Regions from separate parts of the Homo sapiens genome. Here region 1 is linked to region 2. Evidence: chromatin loops called from intact Hi-C (ENCODE). Cell type or tissue: Caco-2. All regions are shown on one strand. Each heading gives the region's core, and the rest is flanking DNA. Links, peaks and the distances in the headings are about the cores only. Region 1 has its middle 79 kb from the start of MRPL46. Region 2 has its middle 18 kb from the start of MRPL46.

What was found. A loop is a pair of places that touch in the nucleus more often than their neighbours do. Peaks named below come from ENCODE experiments on the same cell type or tissue, not always from the same donor. Only the 100,000 strongest peaks of a DNase experiment are listed, where the experiment ranks them.
Region 1: it touches region 2 in a loop (9-fold over the local background); 2 of 110 quality-filtered maps call a loop at or near these places.

The regions. Positions count from the first base shown.
Region 1 is chr15:88,383,883-88,393,805 of GRCh38, forward strand. No RefSeq gene overlaps it. Among named protein-coding and RNA genes, the nearest start is that of MRPL46, 79 kb to the right of the region's middle. In Caco-2, for the core only: no CTCF peak of the experiment used is centred there; a DNase peak (open chromatin) is centred at 4,969.
Region 2 is chr15:88,444,316-88,454,238 of GRCh38, forward strand. No RefSeq gene overlaps it. Among named protein-coding and RNA genes, the nearest start is that of MRPL46, 18 kb to the right of the region's middle. RefSeq lists an enhancer at 5,883-5,952. In Caco-2, for the core only: a CTCF peak has its summit at 6,071 (motif pointing left); a DNase peak (open chromatin) is centred at 6,046.

The sequences.
Region 1 (9,923 bases), core at 584-8,583, 61 kb before region 2:
GAGAGCCCAGCCATATGGCCTTGCCCACCTGAACTTGCTCTGCTACCCTCATGAGTGACCAACTCAAAACAAAGTACCCAAGACACCAGCTTTCCCAAACGCCTGTCAAGACCAGGTTACTTCACCCTCCCCACCACCATCTTTCTTCAACTGCCCTTAGATTTCCAGGAAACTTGTGAGGTTGGATCAGTCTCTGCAGCTCCCAAGGAGAGTGACCATATACCACGCCCCCATTCTATCTTCCTTGGACTTTGCTTTTTAGTGGGATCCTGGTGTCTAAGAGCAGAACCATATCTGGAGCACCCCTTTTTCCTGGGAGTTAGGCTCTTACTCTCCAGCTTTAAAGCTTCTTGTTTTCATTTGTTTTAATAAATGTTTCTCCTTTAAAAATCTTGCATGCCAAAAAAAGGATTGGATGTTTATTATAGAAAACTGGAATGTGCAAAAAAGTAGAAGGAAGGGGGAAAAATCATTCATTAATCCTCTGCCAGGAGGGCACTGCAGTTAGCATCTCCTTGTTGAGTTTCATAGATGGGCTTTTTGAAGTTGAACCAAATCATAGACTGAGAGTTGAAAGTAGTTGCAGCTCACAACACTGTGGAAGTGTGGGATCCAGTAATCTATGAGACCCACCGATGTTTCATATTTCCTTCCCAAATAGAGGATTTCTTGAAGGTCTAACCCCCTATACACTGAATAATAATTATTATTATTATTTATTATTATTATTATTATTATTTTTGAGATGGAGTCTCACTCTGTTGCCAGGCTGGAGTGCAGTGGCGTGATCTGGGCTCACTACAACCTCCGCCTCTAGGGTTCAAGCGATTCTCCTGCTTCAGCCTCCCGAGTAGCTGGTATTACAGGCGCATGCCACCATGCTCAGCTAATTTTTGTATTTTTAATAGAGACAAGGTTTCACCATGTTGGCCAGGATGGTCTCTATCTCTTGACCTCGTGATCCACCTGCCTTGGCCTCCCAGAGTGCTGGGATTACAGGCGTGAGCCACCTAGTGCCTGGCCTAGACTGAATCTTTATGAGGCCATGCAGGGTGGCCACTTGGACGTTATTTCAACTGTACTTCACTTTGGTCCCTGGAAAAACCCCTAATATCTATAGCCCTGTGTCCCTAACCTCTGGGTTTCAATGGTTCCCTGCTCCAGTGAGCTCCACATCTCCAGCTCCAGCCCTGGCCCCTATCCTAAGCTCAGAGCCACATACCCAACTACATCCCAGTGTCTCCTGCTCACACCAAGTGGCTCAAAACTGAACTCACTCATCTTTACCCTTCAGACTTGCTCTGCCACCCACCTCCTCAGCAGCATTATTTACTCACTCATCGAAGCTGGCAACCTCCAAGTCATCTCTGACTCATCTCTCTTGCTTGTACCAGTAATTCATCAAGTCCCTTTGTTTCATCTCTGAAATGTCTTGCACATCATTCCTCTCTCATCTCCACCACCACTGCTGAATAATTTCATGTCTTCTTACTGTGGCAACTGACCTTCCTAACCGACCTCACCCTCCTTTCTCAGCCTCATTGACAGTGCTTATCTTCCCAGGCACTTACTATGTCCCAGGCACTTTTCATTGATCACCTCCCAAGGACAAAGTACTTATTGTTGGCCCTGTGCTACATTTGAGAATCCAACACTAAGCATCTCAGTTATCTATTAACAAGTAGCAAAGAATCCCAAGACTCAAGGCCTTGAAACAAGGGTGATTTTTTATGTCTCACAGTCTGTAGGTTTACAATCTGGGTGGTTCTTCTGCAGGTCTTACCTGGGATCACTCATATGGCTGCAGTCATCTGACAGCTTGACTGGGGCTGGATGTTGAAGATGTCCTCATTCCATGTCTGGCAGTTGATGCTGGCTGTGAACAAGGCACCTTGGTCCTCCTCCATTTAGGTTCTCACCTTCCAGTAGGCTACACAGGCTTCCTTTCATGGTGGCCTCGGGGCAGCATTCCAAGAGAGTGGAAAGCAAAAGCTAAAAGGCCTCTTAAAGCCCAAGCTCCAGAACTCTCCTAATGACAATTCTGCTCTATTTTATTAGTCAGAGAAGCCATAGGCCAGCCCAGTACCAAGGAGATAGAGAGATGTACCTATTAATGGGAGAAGTGGCAACATCCTGTTGCAAAAGGGTGAGGACACAGGGAGGCCTGATTCACTGGGAACCATTGTAATAATGAGCTACCACACTACAGAACTTGTCCACAGTCATCCACTCAACTTGAAAATCCCAGGATATAAACCTGAGTCTTCTGATTCCAATGTTCTCCCATGTTCACTTTTGTTGCCAGACCTGATTCCCACCAAGAAGCAGTCAGCAGTGGATGGGTCACTGTGAGTAGTCACTTGATCTGTGCTGCCCACCGTCCTGGATGAAAGTTGCTGTCAACTGGATCAGCACCACCTTATCTTCCAGTAGTTCTGGCTTTGATAACAGCTGCTCATCCCACCTTCCCACTCACCATGTCCAGCTTGGCTCCGGCAAGCAGCATAATGCAGGACTCGAGAACTCCCCCAGGTCCCCAGACTCCATTAAGAAGCTGATTAAAATTTGATGCTCCCATTTAACACCTATTAGCAAACACAGTGCCCTCCTGCTAGGAGAGAGAAGTTGGGAGAGGGGCCCTCCCCAGGTCCCAGCAGCACCCTTTGTGCCAGGGTAGCAACCATTAGCTGGAAGAAAGATAAAGAAGAGGTGGACTGGGTGTGGAGGGAGGAAGAGTTGGGGGCTGTGTGTTATTTACAAAAGATCACCACTTCCTGAGCCCCAAATTGGGACTGTGAGCTTGAGTCCTCAGTGCAATTGTCCCACAGTGGACAGTGGAACCAGGCCAGACATGAGAAATTGGCATCCAAGAAACTGCAGCCCAAAGGGATCATGAGGGGCCACTGTCTCTCCCACCACCTTCCTACCAGGCAAAGTCTAAACTGTCCAAGACCATGAGAAGATGCATCACGGGAATGAATGTAATCAGGATATCAATGCTGTATTTGAAAGACTGAATCTCTGTTCCCAAGGTCAGCTGTGGGAATATGCCTCAAAAATCCCCAAGAGGAAGGAGATCCAAGGGAATCGATGGCAGTTTTCCATCCCTTCATTCCTAGGCAGAATGATTTAGAGGCTGAGCACATCCAATTTGGGGTAGGAGGGAAGAGATAATCAGACATATGTTGACTGAGCACTTACTATGTACCAGTCCCTGGCATGAAGGGGGTCTTACACAGAGCAGGAAACAGAGTCTCTACCCTCAAGGAGTGTATGATTTCACTAAGACCACAGGTGCACAGACACCTGCAGTTAAGTAACAATACAAGGTGTTCTTTATATATATTTTAGAGACAAGGTCTTGCTATATTGCCCAGGCTGGTCTCAAACTCCTGGGCTCAAGTGATCTTCCCACCTCAGCCTCCGAGTAGCTGGGATTACAGTCAGGAGCCACCAAGCCTGGCCAAGATGTTATTAGAAGGAGCACAGAACTAGAGTCTGAATCCCAGGATTGTCACTTACTAGCTCCATGAGAAACTTCGTAAAAAACAAATACAAATTTTACGCTCCTGGTGAATGCTTAGCAAACACAATGCCTTCCTGCTAGGACAGAGAACTCAAAAGAGGGCTTCCCTGGTAACTTTGAAGGTCAGGGTGGTGATCATTAGGAGGAGCCTAGCAAGTCATGTTTAATCTTAAGCCTCAGCATCCTTATCTGTAAAATGGGGATGGTGACACCCACCACACAGGGCTGTTAGGAAGACTGGGTGATACAATGCCCATGAAAGTACAGTGTCCAGTAGCTATTCAAAGTCAAGCCTTGTGATGACCATGACAAGTGTTAGGAGATGAAGCCACCCTTCCAGGTTATAGAGCTTCCTGAGGTCAGTGAAGTAACATGGAAATCAAGGCATCTTACCGTTTATCAGATTAGCTTTATTCCCCACAGGCCCCCTCCCTGAGATACAAAGCCCTTCTGGTCCCACCCTCTAACTATGGCCCTCAGCACATCCCATAACAGGCGTTTTCACAGCAGAGCCATGACAGCCCCCAGGGGAGCCAGGATGACCAGGGGCCCCCTAGGACCCTTGCCAGTCCTGCGGACATTCCCTCCACACACTCACCCCAGCCCCTCAGAGTCTTATGTTAATAAATGGCTCCCCTTATCTCTGGCTCCTCTGTGTCCTTTCCTCCATCCAGCAGTCTTTTGCTTTAGGACTCAATGCCCTTGGCTTCCCTTTGAAGCCCTGACTTTCCCCATTTACCTAGAACCAGCCCTCAGCACTAAGCTCCAGAGGGTACTGTGGACTTCACACTATCACAGGATGGTAGGGGAGGGGACAGGACAGCCAAGGAAGACTGGAGGGGGCAGGGCCCAACGGCACCTTGAAGACTGCACCTCCCCGGGGTTATAGAAAGGGTGGATGGTGGGGGGCTTCTCAGCAACTGTACCTCACTGAGGGCTAGGGCAGCAAAAGAGTTTTGAGGATGATATGAAGTAAACTTGAGAAAGAAGACTGGAAGCCAGGGTGGCTGGGCCCGCCCTGCCTGCTGGGACCCAGGTTGTGGTTGTGATCTGGAGACTCTGTTGACTCACAAAAAGTTGGGCACTTTTAAGCAGTAGAGGGATGGAATCGAATTAATGGTTTTGGGAAGGTGCCTTGGCAGGGGTCAAGGAGGTTCCTTTTGTGGGAGGACAGCTCTGTATGCAGGGTGACTGGAATCACTCCCAAGGCCCTGCTGCAACTTCCCAACTAGGCAGGGGTTTCAGAAAGAAAGACCACACAAAAGGCGGTGACATTGTTTGCTAGAGTCTCTGAGCCACACCCTTGATTCCTTGCTCTGGAGTCAAATCCAATTCCCACCCCTTTCCCTCCACCTCCCATGGCTTGCTGTGCCGTCCTCTGCAGCCTCCAGGTGGCCACAAGAATGTCCTTTCTGGCTTAGGGCCCCCCACACACACTGAAAAACTACCCCCAGCAGGGCATCAGGTTGAAAGAGATTAGAGTTGAGAATAATTAACCCAAGATCAGAGCTCCTCTTTGTCACTTACTAACGGTGCAGCCTGGGCAAATTGCTCAATCTTTCTGGGCCTTGGCTTTCTCATCTGTAAACTGAGAATCATAAACTCCCTTTGTAGGATAGTGGTGGGATTAAATGAGATAACGTATCTAAATGTATTCCCATTGAAGTCAAATAAAGTCTAGAGACAAATCTCTAAAGTATAAATGTTTTGTTTTGGGAAGCAAGAATTGCAATTTAGGGCTTACACACAGACCGGGTGGTCTCCAGTATGTCCAGAGAACAAAGAGAAGGTTGAGAGTTTTATTAGAAAGAGAAATGTTATGCATTGTTTTGAAAGAAAGCTCATTGGCTCTAGAGAAGCCTTTTGGGAGCTGGCAAGCTCTGATTGGTGGGTGATTGTGGTAAGTAAAACCAGTCTTAGAGTCACGGCAGGTTGTTTCAGCAGTTACTAGGTAAAACTGGCCTTGGGGTCTCAGCAGGCCATTTCAGCAGTGGCAATTGTGGAAAATTTAATTCTTGGAGCCGGTGTTCCGTGCCCCGAGTACTTTTTTCCCCTGGCTCCTGACTCTGATTTAGTAGAGTATGGCAAGAATGACCCAGTTTGTGTCATCAACTTTCACACTCCTAGCCCAGTGCCTGGAACACAGTGGGCCCTCTCCCCTCATTCAGATGCATCATTAGATACCCATTGGTCATCACAGAGAGAGCACATAATGGGGTGCCTAGTCCATAAACAGCACTCCATTGGGAATCTGTGGCCTTAGAGATGGCCTCTCCTCCTCTCTGCTGCCTGTATCTTCTGTCTCCTGTCCCCACTGCACTGCCTGCATCAGGCTCTCACATGTCATCCTTTCAATCTGTGGGGACAACCTCTCCCTGGTCCTCTTTGCCATGACCAGGTGAAGCCTCCTGAAAAGTCAAGAAACTGCCATTCCAGCCCCCAGAATGTGCTCAACTCCATCTCATGGCTTATAAAGGCTTCTCATTCCCACCCTAACCTGCTCTCCAGCCCAAACACCTTCCCACTTTGCACCTATAATCCAATCACTCCAAACTCCCCACCATCCCCCAGATACCCTGCTTATGCCTCCATGCCCAAGCAACTGCAATTCTATCTGCCTAGAAGACACATCCCTCCTTTCACCAGCACTGGCTCCAAGTGAAACCCTTGAATACTCGAGACCCAGATCCATGCCACCTCCTCAGCAAAGCCTTCCCTGGCACCCCTAGTAGATGCCATTGGTTTTTCTCTATGCCAGGGGCCTGCAATCTATGGCCCACAGGCCAAATCCAACCCACCATCTGTTTTTCTACAGACCGTGAGTCAAGAATGGTTTTGACATTTTCAGGTATTTGAAAAGAATCAAAATAATAATATGCCATGTCATGTGAAGATTATGTGAAATTCACGTTTTAGTGTCCATAAATAGTTTCATCAGAATACAGCCATGCATAATCCCTTAGGCATTGTCCACAGCTGCTTTTGCACTACTACAGAGTTGAATAGTTGCAACAGAGACTGCATGACCCACAAAGTTTAAAACATTTACTCTCTGGTCCTTGACATAAAAGAAAAGCTTGCTGATCTTGGCTCTAGGATGCTACAATTTTTATTTCAAATGCTCTTGTACCAGGATCTGTCTTTTCTGTGGATGATGAACAACTCAAGGGGAAGACTTGTTCAACACTGATCTTTGGGCCTATTCCAGCTCCTAGCAGTAGTAGACATTCAATATTCTGCTCCCAATGGTCCCAGCTCCCACAGGCAAGCCCCAGCGCCTGGGATCTGGTAACACCCACTTCTCTTTGTCCCTGCAGCCCTATTGGTAGGGCCTGCTGGAGACACTTCCTGAAGCATCATTCCCCCTCCAGAAATAGAAACTACAGCCTAACAGAGTAAGTTGACTTGCCTAAGGTCATGCAGTTAGAGATTCAAACCCAGATCGTTCCCTGCAAACTTAACACTACCCTCTCATCCTTCCCAAACAGCCTGCCACGCAGAGGCACCAGGATTGCCCCTGGGCTCTGAGGAGCTGAAATTATTTCAGTAGCAGAATCCCAGGACCAGAGGCAACTCCCCAGGAATGTTTGTTGCGTGGGGTTTATAAGCAGCATTGGTCTAATAAAATAACTTCTGAACATCTCACATCCCCTAATTACTTGTCACAATAATGTGAGGCATCTCCCCGTGTGCTTGTTTTTCCCTTTGCTGTCACAGCGCGGGAGCTCCTGGGCCCGGGAGGCGGAGATAAATATAGCCGCTCATTTACTCACCAGTTGGGTTGCCTGAATGCACAACAATACACGTCACCACCCCGACACGTGCAGAGCCCATGCACACGCACATGGAGAGTATTGCCGTTTGGACCACATGGCGTCACTGACACTTCCTGGATCAACCCTGAGAAAGGGGCATGAACTGGTCCAACATGATGCCAACTGGCCAGAACTGGGACCATTCTTTACTTTAGGAGTTACTGGGAGGCAAATTTGGGTGTGATAGAAGGAGGAGTTTTTCTAAGGATGAAGCACTATCAAGGGTACTTTTTCACTAGGATAGGACAAGTTGGCTTTTCAGGTCCCCACGGGTCTTTTTGTTGTTGTTGTTGAGACCCAGTCTTGCTTTGTTGCCCAGGCTGGAGTGCAGTGTCACGATCTAGGCTCACTGCAACCTCCGCCTTCCGGGTTCAAGCAATTCTCCTGCCTCAGCTTCCTGAGTAGCTGGGACTACAGGCGCATGCCATCATACCCAGCTATTTTTTGTATTTTTATTAGAGACGGGGATTCACCATGTTGGCCAGGATGGTCTCGAACTCCTGCCCTCGTGATCTGCCCACCTCATTCTCCAAAGTGCTGGGATTACAGGCATGAGCCACTGTGCTTGGCCAGTCCCCACAGGTTCTAAGTCTAAGACATTCTGTACTTAGGAATGTTCAACTCATTTCTCCTCAGCCTCCAGGAGCTCAGGTTGGAAGCACAGAAGAGCTGGGTGGGGCTGGGGTGTGGGAGGAAAGCAGAGCTCTTACACAACATTTCTGCAGTGTCCTCAAAGTCAACCTGCCACTTCCTCTTTAGGGTCTGATGCTGAGTTCAGTCCCCATCTCTGCCTCTCAGGAGGATCAGTAGCAGAACCATGAGGTGGTCTCAAATCTTTCCTTTTTGGGTCTACATTCTTATCCCTCCTCAGCTGCCCCTCCTGGTGCCCTGTGTCTGCCATGACTCTCTAACACCAGCACCCCCTACTAAGCCTTTTCCAGGGCATTTATTTCTCCATATTATGGTCTGGAGACCTCAGATAAAATGCTCAAAAATGTGTGTGTGTGTGTGTGTGTGTGTGTGTGTGTGTGTGTTCCCTCCCACCGTATGAGTATACTGACAGAGCTATTCCCAAATTTTCCAGAAAACAGTTCCACCCCAGTATCTTCTAGACCAGCAGAAAACTGCTTCCTGCAGGCAAATTCTCCTAATCCTCGTGGTCTTGTTCAGAGGGTCCCTCTCCTTTGCAAGGTTGCAGGTGGATACAGAACTGAAATATCTGGTCAGGTGGCTTTTGGCCAGCTCATCCCAATATGGGGGTTCATCCCTGGGGTCACAGGACTCCTCTGCTTTCTGAAGTCATTCTGGGAAGCACCAGGGCTTGTGTGTGTTCACAGCACTGACCTCAGAACCCCATTGTCTCAGGTGTGCTACAATGCCTTTGCCAGACATGAAGATTGATTGGAATAAGCCTTGGACAGGATAACAGTAAGTGTCCCTTGGAGCAGACAGAGAGGCCAGGTCTCTGCAGTGTAGATGTCTACCTTGGAGATTCTTTGATTCCCAGCACCTCTGCTCAGCCACTGGGGACCATTTGAGGTTCACTCACTCATTGGCTTTTCTCTCATTGGCTCTTTCTGAAAACTACTTTCTTTCTTGCCATTCCCTTTTCTGTCCCCTTCTATCCACTGACCAAGTTGAAGCTTGCTGCAGTGCCTTGGCAAGCCTGGAAACCAAATAGAATACAAAATGAGCCTAACATGGCTCATGCCTGTAATCTCAGCATTTTGGAAGGCTGAGGTAGGCAGATTACTTGAGGCCAGGAGTTTGAGACCAGCCTGGCCAACATAGCGAAACCCCGTCTCTACTAAAAATACAAAAAATAGCTGGGCGTGGTGGCGGGTTCCTGTAATCCCAGCTACTCGGGAGCTGTGGCAGGAGAATCATGTGAACCCAGGAGGCAGAGGTTGCAGTGAACCAAGATTGGGCCATTGCACTCCAGCCTGGGCAACAGAACAAGACTGTCTAAAACAAATAAAAAAAAATACAATGAGCCCAACTTGGGTAGAAATTGCATCTCTACTGAGTGTTATCTATGGAACCTGGTATGCACCAAACCTCTTCTAGGTTCAACTTCTTTATCTGTAATATGAGGATGGTAAGATCTATCTCTAATAGACAGCTGTCATTCTTGCCTACCCAGCAACGATGCTGCCATCATCTGGTGTCAACACCATGATTTTCCTTTGAGGAGCCCATGTCATTCTCCCACCCAGTCCATGTGATTTTCTAGGGCTGATGCCCTCATTGCCAAAAGTGGGCAGCTAGCCCTGGATTGGCCAGTGACAGTACTACAACCTTCTGGCCACAGTATTTGGTTCAGGAAAGGTCATTTGACCCAGGCCAAGCCAATGAGAGTCAGCTCTGGATTTTTGCTAAACCTCTGTTAGCTTGGGAATTTCTACAAAGGCAGAATATTAGTCTAGAGCTGCTGATGGCCACCTTTGTCCCCACATGAGTTATGCCCATCTGAGAATGAAGCCAATACAAAAGAAGACAGAAGTGAGAAACAGAGAAATTCCTCAGGACATTCTTTAAGGACCTGGATCTAGCCATGTCTGATGTTCATCCTTGAATGACTG
Region 2 (9,923 bases), core at 1,228-9,227:
AGAGAAAAAAAAAATTCTTAAAAACCCAGAACATGCCATCAGAGTACTGTGGGGAAAAAAATCAAATGGTATAATATAAACACAACTGAAGTCCAAAAAGAAGAGAAAGATAATTGAAGCAAGATAAATATTTAAAAGGATAATGACCCAGAATTTTCTAAATTTTATGAAACATATCAACCCACAGATTCAAGAAGCTCAGTGAATCTCAAGTCAGATAAATACATCTAAGCATATTTTAGCTAAACCACTAAAAACCAAAGATGATGAAAAAAAATCTTCAAAGCAGAGGAAAAAGAAACATTAAATCTAGAGGAATAACCATGAGATTTACAGATTTATAGCAAACTTCTCAACAGAATCAATGGAATTCAGAAAATAATAGAGTTATATTGTTGAGATCCTAAAAGGGAAAAAACTGTCACTCTATAATTCTATATAGTGTGAAAACATAATTCAAAAATAAAGCAAAATAAAGACATTTTCAGAAAAACAAAAGAAGAGAATAATCATCACCAGTAGACTAAACTAAAATAAATACTGAAAGAAGCTCCTCAGGCTGATGAACATTATGGAGGCCAAAACTTTCAGGAAGGAATAAAGAGCACAGGAAAGGGGTATTTGCAAATATATATACATAAACCTACTATTTAAAGCAAAAATTAACATTGAAGTGTTAAGCTAATATCATGTCTAGAAGTAAAATATATGAAAAGTAGCACAAATGGTAGGAGAGGAAATAAAAGGAATCATATTTTGTCAGATTCATACATTGTTAAATTGTATTATGGTAATTAATACTAATTACATGATTTATTAAATGTGAAAAGTTAAGATGAATATTATAATTTCTAGAATACACATTTAAAATAATATACAAAAGTACAGCTTCAAAGCCAACAAAGGAATAAAGTATAATAATAAAAAATGCCTGGTTAATTCAAAAGAAGGCCAGAAACGAGGAACAAATATATAAAAAGAGATGGGACACATAGTAAGAGGGCAAACTTAAACCCAACCATATCCTTAATTATACTCACCAGACACTTAAATTTTTTTAAAAAGAGGTTGCCTGTTTGGATAAAGAAACAAGCTCAAATTATGCTGCTTGCAAGAGACATACTTGAAATATAAGGACACAGTTTGAAAGTAAACAGATTGAGAAAAGATGTCCCGTATAAATGCTAATCAGAAGAAAGCTGATGTGGCTATATTCATTTATATAAGAGACAAATAGACTTCGAGATAAGGAGTGTTAGCAGAAACAACAGGGACATGTTATAATGATAAAAGGATCAATTCATCAGGAAGACCTAACACTCATAAATGCGTACGCACATAACAACAGAGCTTCAAAGTACATGAAGCAAAAACTAACATAAGGGAGAACTAAACAAATCCACAATCACCGCTGAGGATTTTAACACAGCAATGAATAGAACAAGTAATCAAAAAACAAGTATACAGAAGATTTGAACACTATCAACTACCTTGAGCTAATTGATATTCATAGAAAACAATATTCAACAACTTCAAAGCATACTTGTTGTTAAATTCACATGGAACAGTCACCAACATAGTCTATATGCTAGGACATAAAGCAAGTCTTCATAAATCTCAAAAGAGTATGTTCTCTGACTACAATGGATTAAAACAGAAATCATCAACAAAACATAACCCAAATAAAACATATATATAATACATAGATAAAAAATACAAAATAATAAAAGACACTTCAATTAAAAAGGAAAAAGAAAGGCAAGGAATTTAAAAGGAACTTTATAAAAGAAGATACTGAATGGCCAATAAATATCAGGAAAGATGCTCAATCTTAGTATTCATCAGTGATATGCAAATTAAAACCACAGTGAGGTACCACTACATACACACTAGAATGGCCAAAAGTGCTCATGAGGATGTGGAGGCACTAGAACTCTCATATATTGCTAGTGAGAGTATAAACTGATACAACCTTTATGAAAAATTGTCAGTTTCTAATCAAGTTTCATATACGTATCCTATAGCCCAGCAATACTAGTCATATATATGTATCCAAGAGGAGTGAGTGCACATATCCACAAAAAAGGATCATATATGATGGTTCGTAACAGCTTTATTTCCAATAGCCCAAAAGTGAAAACAATCCAAATATTCTTCAATAAGAGCATAGATCAACAAACTGTGATATTTGCTATTACTCAGCAATAAAAGGGAATAAACTGCGAATACATGCAACATGGAAAACTCTCAAAAGTATACTGAACAAGGGAAACGAGACACAAAAGAACACAGACTGTAAGATTTTATTAATAGGAATCTGAAGATCAGACAAAGCTTATTTATGGCTATAGAAATCAGTGGTTACATGGCCAGGCACGGAGGCTCATGCCTGTAATCCCAGCACTTTGGAAGGCCAAGATGGCCAGGTCACTTGAGGTCAGGAGTTCAAGACCAGCTTGGCCAACATGGTGAAACACTGTCTCTACCAAAAATACAAAAAAATAGCCAGGAATCATGATGCATGCCTGTAATCCCAGTGACTCCGGAGGCTGAGGCAGGAGAATTGCTTGAACCCAGCAGGCAGAAGCTGCAGTGAGCTGAGATCACACCACTGCACTCCAGCCTGGGTGACAGAGCGAGACTCCATCTCAAAAAAAGAAAAAAAAATCAGTGGTTACCTTTGGGGGAGGGGGCTAGCTGTTGACTGGGAAAGAAGCACAAAGGAACTTTGTGGGTGGTGGAAATGTTCCATCTCTTTATGACGGATGGTGGTTACACATGTAAAATGTATACATGTGTAAAGACGCATTAAGATTTGTATGCTTTATTGTATACAAATTATGCCTCAAAAATAATACCCTATACATATCTGGTTTCTTTGGAAAACATGAGAAAATCAGCCAACACAGGGCTCACACTCTCACATGGTGACAGTTGGCTGGAGGAAGGTACATATCACTTCAACACAGACCCCACCACTCTCTATTGCCCACTCCCAGCCCATCACACTCATTTCTACCCCCTGCCTGGCTCCATACTGCCCAGGTCCAACCACCCTGGCACATTGGTCAGGCTGGGAGTCCTGAATGAGAGTACCACAGCAGCCACCCAGCTCAGACTGCCAGCTAGTGGACTAATCAGACTCTTGTTTTCTGGCTCACATTTGGAAATTGTTCTTCCTTTATTCTAAGCCAACGATAATTCAGTGGGGCAGAAGCCTCAAAAGAGAGAGCTTGAACTTCTGAATCATAAAGACTACTCAAGCAATTAATTGGAAAAACTAAAAGAAACGAGATGGTATTTGCATTCCAAGCTGGTGAAGTAGGTCATATTGATTACATTTTTTTAATCATTTGAGTAAATCATGTGCAAACTCTATTTTAAAAGTGATAGACACCTTTTTGCCTCAGTTCAGAGTACAGTTACAGGGCTTTACCTTTGTCTAGTGGCTGAGCTGGGTGACAATACAGGGAGGGAATCTCACAGAGTAGCTGACAGTAGTATGCCAGGCATCACACCCACAAACAAGGGCCACTCAGCTTCCTGACCTGGAACCTTTGGGGCTGCAGACTTGTGATACTCACACAACTTATCTGCTGGTCTGGCACAGCCTTGACCTATCAGAACTGATACTGGCCAAATTATGGAGCAGAGTCCTCATAACTCTCTCAGTTAATGGACCAGTGGGAAGTCTGGGAAGATCACAAGGGGAGAAACCATGACTAACAGAGTAGTAGGAGGACTCTTAAGGCATTGACCAGCCAGAATGAACATTTTTAATATTGATTATACGGCCTCATCACACCAGTGGGTGCTGGGCCAGAGCTCTGTTGGAATCAGCTCACCCCAACTCTCGAGAGTCAATTGTGCACACCTCTTCCCAATTCTGCATTTAGTGACACCATAATGATGGCTCAAAAATCAGCCATGGTGGGAATATTTGCAACATGGAGATGGACAAGTAAGTGCCACAAAACAACACATCATTCCCACCCCCACACTTCCAAAAGCCTGTTTACCTGTACACAGCTAGTAAAGACTCAATATCAGCTGCAACCCCACTCACACTCAGGACAGTCTCTGCACTCAGGAACCCTGGTGACAGGCAATCCTCTAAGGGCTTTAAATATAAACACTCATTTAACCTTTACAGCAACCCCACAAGGTACATCCTATTAGTATTCTCATTTTACTGATGAGGAATTGAGGTACAGAAAGATCAACTGACTTGCCCAAAGTCACACAGCTACTAAGTGGAAGAGCTGAATCCAAACCTGACAGCCTGGAGCCCGAATCCACGTGCTTCACCCTACACAGCACTGCCTTTCTTTCTTCTTCCCTTTTCAAAAGCTTCAGTGGGTCATGAATACAGAACCCAAATCACCAGCTACAGAAAACCTGATTTCCCTTTTCTCAGAACCAGGGAAGGCCCATTGCTCAGGCCTCACTTCTTCAAGAGAATGGGAGACGTGTGCATCTAATCTTGAGAAAAATTCCCCTCCCAACACCCCCACCCCAGAAATGTGCCTAATGATGTCTTTTAAAACGCAAGGTGGTTTTCATTAACAAAACAGGTGGACCGTCCACACGCAGTATTATTGGTAACGGATGGTTTTCTGCCTCCTGGCTCTAGCTGCCTGGCCCTGCCCTGCCGTCTGCTCCCGGATACTGGGGGTATAAACCCTCCTGGCCTTCTAGGCCTGTTGGAAAATGCTGGCCTGGCTCCAGGCATCAAAAGCACATCCGGCCCTTGCCCAAGCCCTGCACGGGGGCCTGAGCAGGCCTCTGGGAGATCCTGGCTAGAGGCATCAAGACCAGATGGCCAGGGAGATTACTACAATTTGATTTCCACATAATCCATGAACTTGGATAAGCAAATGTCTCTTCATATGCATTATCTTGTAATCCCAGGGAGGGCTGTGCAAAGCAAAGAGCCTGGTTCTTCCGCCTCCACAGGCCCAGCATGCTGGGTAATCCCTGCTCTACTGGACAGGGCTTCTGAAAGCCAAGCAGCTCTGCCAGGAGGCTAAGGAGATGCTGCCTCCAGGGCAGCGCTGGCTCCTCGGAAGCCTGGTATTTGAGCACAGGGAGGAGACCCTGGGCTCCCAGTGGCTCCCAGAAAGCATCAGGGATTTGAAATGCTGCAGCCAGGCAAACCCCACATGGCATGTGGGCAAAAGCCCAGGCTGGGATTCAGGACTCCTGGAATCTCCTGCCTTTGCCTCCACTCTTTGTGAGGTCTAAGACAGGTGACTTCTTGTCTCTAAGCCTGGTTATCCCCAAATGTAAAGCAAGAAGGTGGAGGCAGGTTATTTAAAGAGTCCACCTTGCTTTGCATTGCATGTAGCCATGCGTGAGCACAGGCCTGGATTGCCTCCCTGTCACATGTCAGGAGCTGCTAACCCAAGACCATCCTGAGGCAGGCGCCCCACCCTACTGGCTGTCTCCAGAACCCCAAAGTGCCCTTCATGAACCTGGTCCCTGGATCACGAGGACTAGATTTAAGTCCCAGCTCTGCCACTCACGAGACTGAGGCGGGGCCACGCACATCACTTCCACAGCTCCACGCTGCCCTTACTCCTAGTGAGGTTTATACAACCCTGCTTTCCTCCGGCATCTTGTGAGGGTCACAAAAATTAGGATGCCAGACTACAGAGAGAATCTAGCCTCTCAGTCTACTCAAAGCAAAAGTACGTTAAACTGAATCAAATACATGGGAAAACAATAGGATGTTGCTGTTATTACCTTTTTTCCTGGCTCTGTCTACCCTTTCACATTTCACCTGTCTTGAATTCCCACACCCTCTTCATGACTCTGCTTAATCCCATCAACTCACCCTAATGTGTTAATGACTTGGTTGGTGACTTCTGCCTCCCAATACAGCTGCATGTTTGCAGTGGCCTTCAATGCCTTCACTCAATTTGTAATAGGCAGATGGTCACTCCGTGATGCTCACATGCCAGGAGGTGTGAGGGAAGAGGGAACGTGGGCTTCCGGACCGGCAGCACAGCTTTCGACTTGGAGCGTCTGGGACGTGTATACGTTTGTGTGTGGCGCCTCCCTGTGGACACCACAGGTATTGCCTGGGACCGACCCTGATTGCCAACATCTATCTCAGCCTCTGGCAGTCCCCACCAGGATTGTGGAGGCAACTTTCTTATGTTGTCAGTGAAAAACCCGAAGCCCACATGGGGGTGGATAACTTGTTCAAGATCAAACAGTTCCTTAGGCATTCTGCAAAAAGGAAGAAGTGATCTGTAATAGCACCTCATAATTCTATAAGCATGAATGCTGAGGCAGAGAGCAGCTTGCCCAAGTCAGTTTCAAAGCTAGAAATTTAGATTTGAGGACCAATCCTCATACAATACATGCACCTAAATCTTTGGGGAGAGAGACGACCTCATTCTTTCCTGTTTATCTCAGGTAGTGATAGTCCCCCTGCTTCTGAAGCCACATCTGGTCTACTATTGCAAAATCTGCTTATGCCTGATGCCCCTTGAAGTTTCCACAAGGGCCTGACTCGACTGAGGGTTCACCCTCCACTCTCCAAATGGGCTCTGCCCAAGACGACCAGTGTCGTCACTGTTGTCATTTGTAATCCATCTGGAGAGGGATGAAGACGTCCCGGAGCCACTCAGTTCATGGGCTCAGGGATGCAACAAGCTCTATCCAGAAAAATTCTAGAACAGTGGGGACTGGTGGTAGGGGGGACAGGGGTTGTCACTGTACTCATTCATTCAACAAATACTGAAAACTCTGTACCAGGATTTGGTCCAACAGCAATCTGATCACAGTCGGAGGAAAGGTTGTAGGTCAGAGTTGAGACAATTATTAAGGTGAGCTGTGGGCGTTGGCTGAGCATCAGTCAGGGTCCAATCAGGAAAAACTCAGCCATGCCAGGTAGTTCAGAAGAATGAGTTTAATATAAGGAACTAGTTACAAACGTGTTGGAAAGACTGAAAAATGAAAACAGAGGATGGTGGAACACCCCAGAGATTAGCAAGTTAGAAGTCACTGCCACTCCCAGGGCTGGGGGGACAGAGGAAGGACGTGGTGCTCCCAGGAGCCTCGACTACCTGCAGAAATTTGAATCATGAAGGCAGCTGCCAGCAGAGCTGGGCCCAGAGTAGATGCTGGATTGCCACACACAAAAAGAATGAGGAGAAGTACCTGGCTGCTCCTCCTTTCAGTCTCTTGTTGGTACCTCTTATGGCCAAATCCAGCTGGAATCCAGTTGGCAAAAAAGTTTAAGAAATGTAATTTGCAGGCCGGGCGCGGTAGCTCACGCCTGTAATCCCAGCACTTTGGGAGGCCAACGCGGGCAGATCACGAGGTCAGGAGATTGAGACCATCCTGGCGAACACGGTGAAACCCCGTCTCTACTAAAAATACAAAAAAATTAGCCAGGCGTGGCAGTGGGCGCCTGTAATCCCAGCTACTCGGGAGGCTGAGGCAGGAGAATGGCATGAACCTGGGAGGCAGAGATTGCAGTGAGCCGAGATCCCACCACTGCACTCCAGCCTGGGCGACAGAGTGAGACTCTGTCTCAAAAAAAAAAAAAAAAGAAAGAAATGTAATTTGCAGTGGTTAACACCCTCCCCAACATGCACACACATACATATGCATTACAAAACACAGCAGGGAAAGACTAGGGAATGGGTCTGAGAGCAACAGGCAAATGCCCCAGTGTGTGAGGTGCATGTTCAAGCCTACACGTGACGTGAACGTTCAAGAATACGCGTGTGTATTATATCAGCTTCAAAGGTGTGTCGGCAGAGTGTGCATGTGTGTGTTTTAGTGTGACCGTTCAAGGGTATGCATGTATCAGACGGAGAACAAGCTTTATACCTGTGTGTGATAGGAACAAACACCCAAGTGTTTGTGTGTGATGCGAACATTCAAGACTATGTGTATGTGTGATGAGAATATTTAAAGCTCTTGGGGGACATGTGTGTGTGTGCTGTGAATGTTCAGGAGGTGTATATGTGATGTGAATGTTCACAGCTGTGTGATGTGATGTTCATCCAAGGTGTGTGTGTGTGTGACAGAGAGTGTGTGACAGAGTGTGTGACAGAGAGAGAGAGAGTGTGTGTGTGTATGTGTGTGTGTGAGAGAGAAACTGGTGCGAAGACATAGGGATGGAAGAACAGAGTGTACAGAAATGTTCCCTATATCCATAGAAGGAAATGTGGCCATTTGTCTTCGCTGGGGACAGAAATGCATACTAAACTTTTCAGGCTCACACGTGCATAAAGAATGGCTAAGAGAATGGTGTTCAAAGACAGCTGTGCGTGAGGTGGGACGATAAGACACATAAAGTTTGCCCTAATAAACAGACTTTTTCATCCAAATGAGTTTCAAAGTAGCCACCTTAAAAAGTTAAATTTTTACTGTATGGATGCAGCCATGGCCCAGTAAAATTCTGGGGTCTGCTTTCACAGTCCATCTTGCGCCCAACAAATAGTCTACAATCATTACTCATCATCACATATTCTTATTGGCTGAGGCTAGAATGACCCAACTTAATCACTTAATCATTCATCATTCCCATTGTTGGCTTAAGAACTTCTCCAAAACCCAAATCTCTCTCTTTAAAAAAAAAAAAAAAAAAAAAAGGGAATTTGTCCCCCTTGAGGCTAAGCTTCCCTTGCATGTACGCATTAAAATACAAGCTTCATTGCTTGATAATTAGCTGTTGTGGATGGCAGTGTGCAGGGAGCTACAGAAACTACTGGGAACCAAAGGAATACTGTGGAGTCTACAGAATTCCATCATACACACATTTGACTTTTATAAATTCGAACTATTACAGCAAGAATTTTAAAGGTGAGACAAATAATACTGTAAACAGTGCAGGCATTTTCATCCACTATTTTCTTCCATGGGCTCCTGCTCTGGAGTTAGCCTCGGATGGATGAGGTGACTCCATCTAGGACCTCGAATGTCTGTCTTTGTGCAAACATCTCATATTTGGTGTAATTCAGAATCCTCTTCATATTCTCCCAGCCCGCTCCATTCAAGCCTCTAAGGGATGGGGCACAGACCTGCAGTCAACAGCCCTTCAAGGACAGGGATAGGAATCTTAGTATTTTATACATCATGGCCCCGAAACACAAGCCAACTGGTTAATCTTGTGCTCCTCCAAATAAATCATGATTGGTTCCACCTCTAGAAGAAACACTGGCCATGTTAGATTCCCGGAGAGACCTGGCCAGTCACCAATGTGTTACCTTTCTAAAGGATATTTCCATGGTAACTTTAGTCATAGATTATTTGTGACCTATACAGTGACTTTAGAATCCAGCCCTCAGGTTAGATGTGATTCTGCACAAGGCATCATGGAACTCATTCTCTTGCCTTCAGACAAAACTACTCTTAAGCTGTCTTGGACAGTTAAGAACCTAAAACACTGTAAAATAATTCCCATATGCACTGCCCTCCAGCCCCACAGAGCTTCTTCCAGGCCTCTCTGGGCTTTGTGCACGTGATTCCTACTCTCTTCTATTCCCTGGCTCTCTCCCCTCTATTCTGAGGCCTGCTCTGAGGCCCTCACAGGGTTGGTGCACAGCACAGCTCCCTTTGGCTTGTTGACAGGCAGGGTTCCCCCACCACCCTCAGCACTAAACTGAGGATGTTGGCCAAGAGTATTTTGGTCTCCATTTTATTCCCAGTGCTTGGCTGTAAAGCAACCTCCTCCACAAATATTTGTTGAAGGGTTAACTGGGATGTTTCAAGAATTCTCTTTATTTGAGGTTTTTCCTTGTCATCAAGATTTACCGTCTTGTAGAAAATGTGGTGAGGTGATTGACAAACTGAAAAAGACTAATCTATTGGACTACTCAGAACTGACCTTATTTTTAATGGCATTTGTTCTTGTTTTATTTTTAATACTCATGGAGATTCTTACCCACTGTTACCAATTA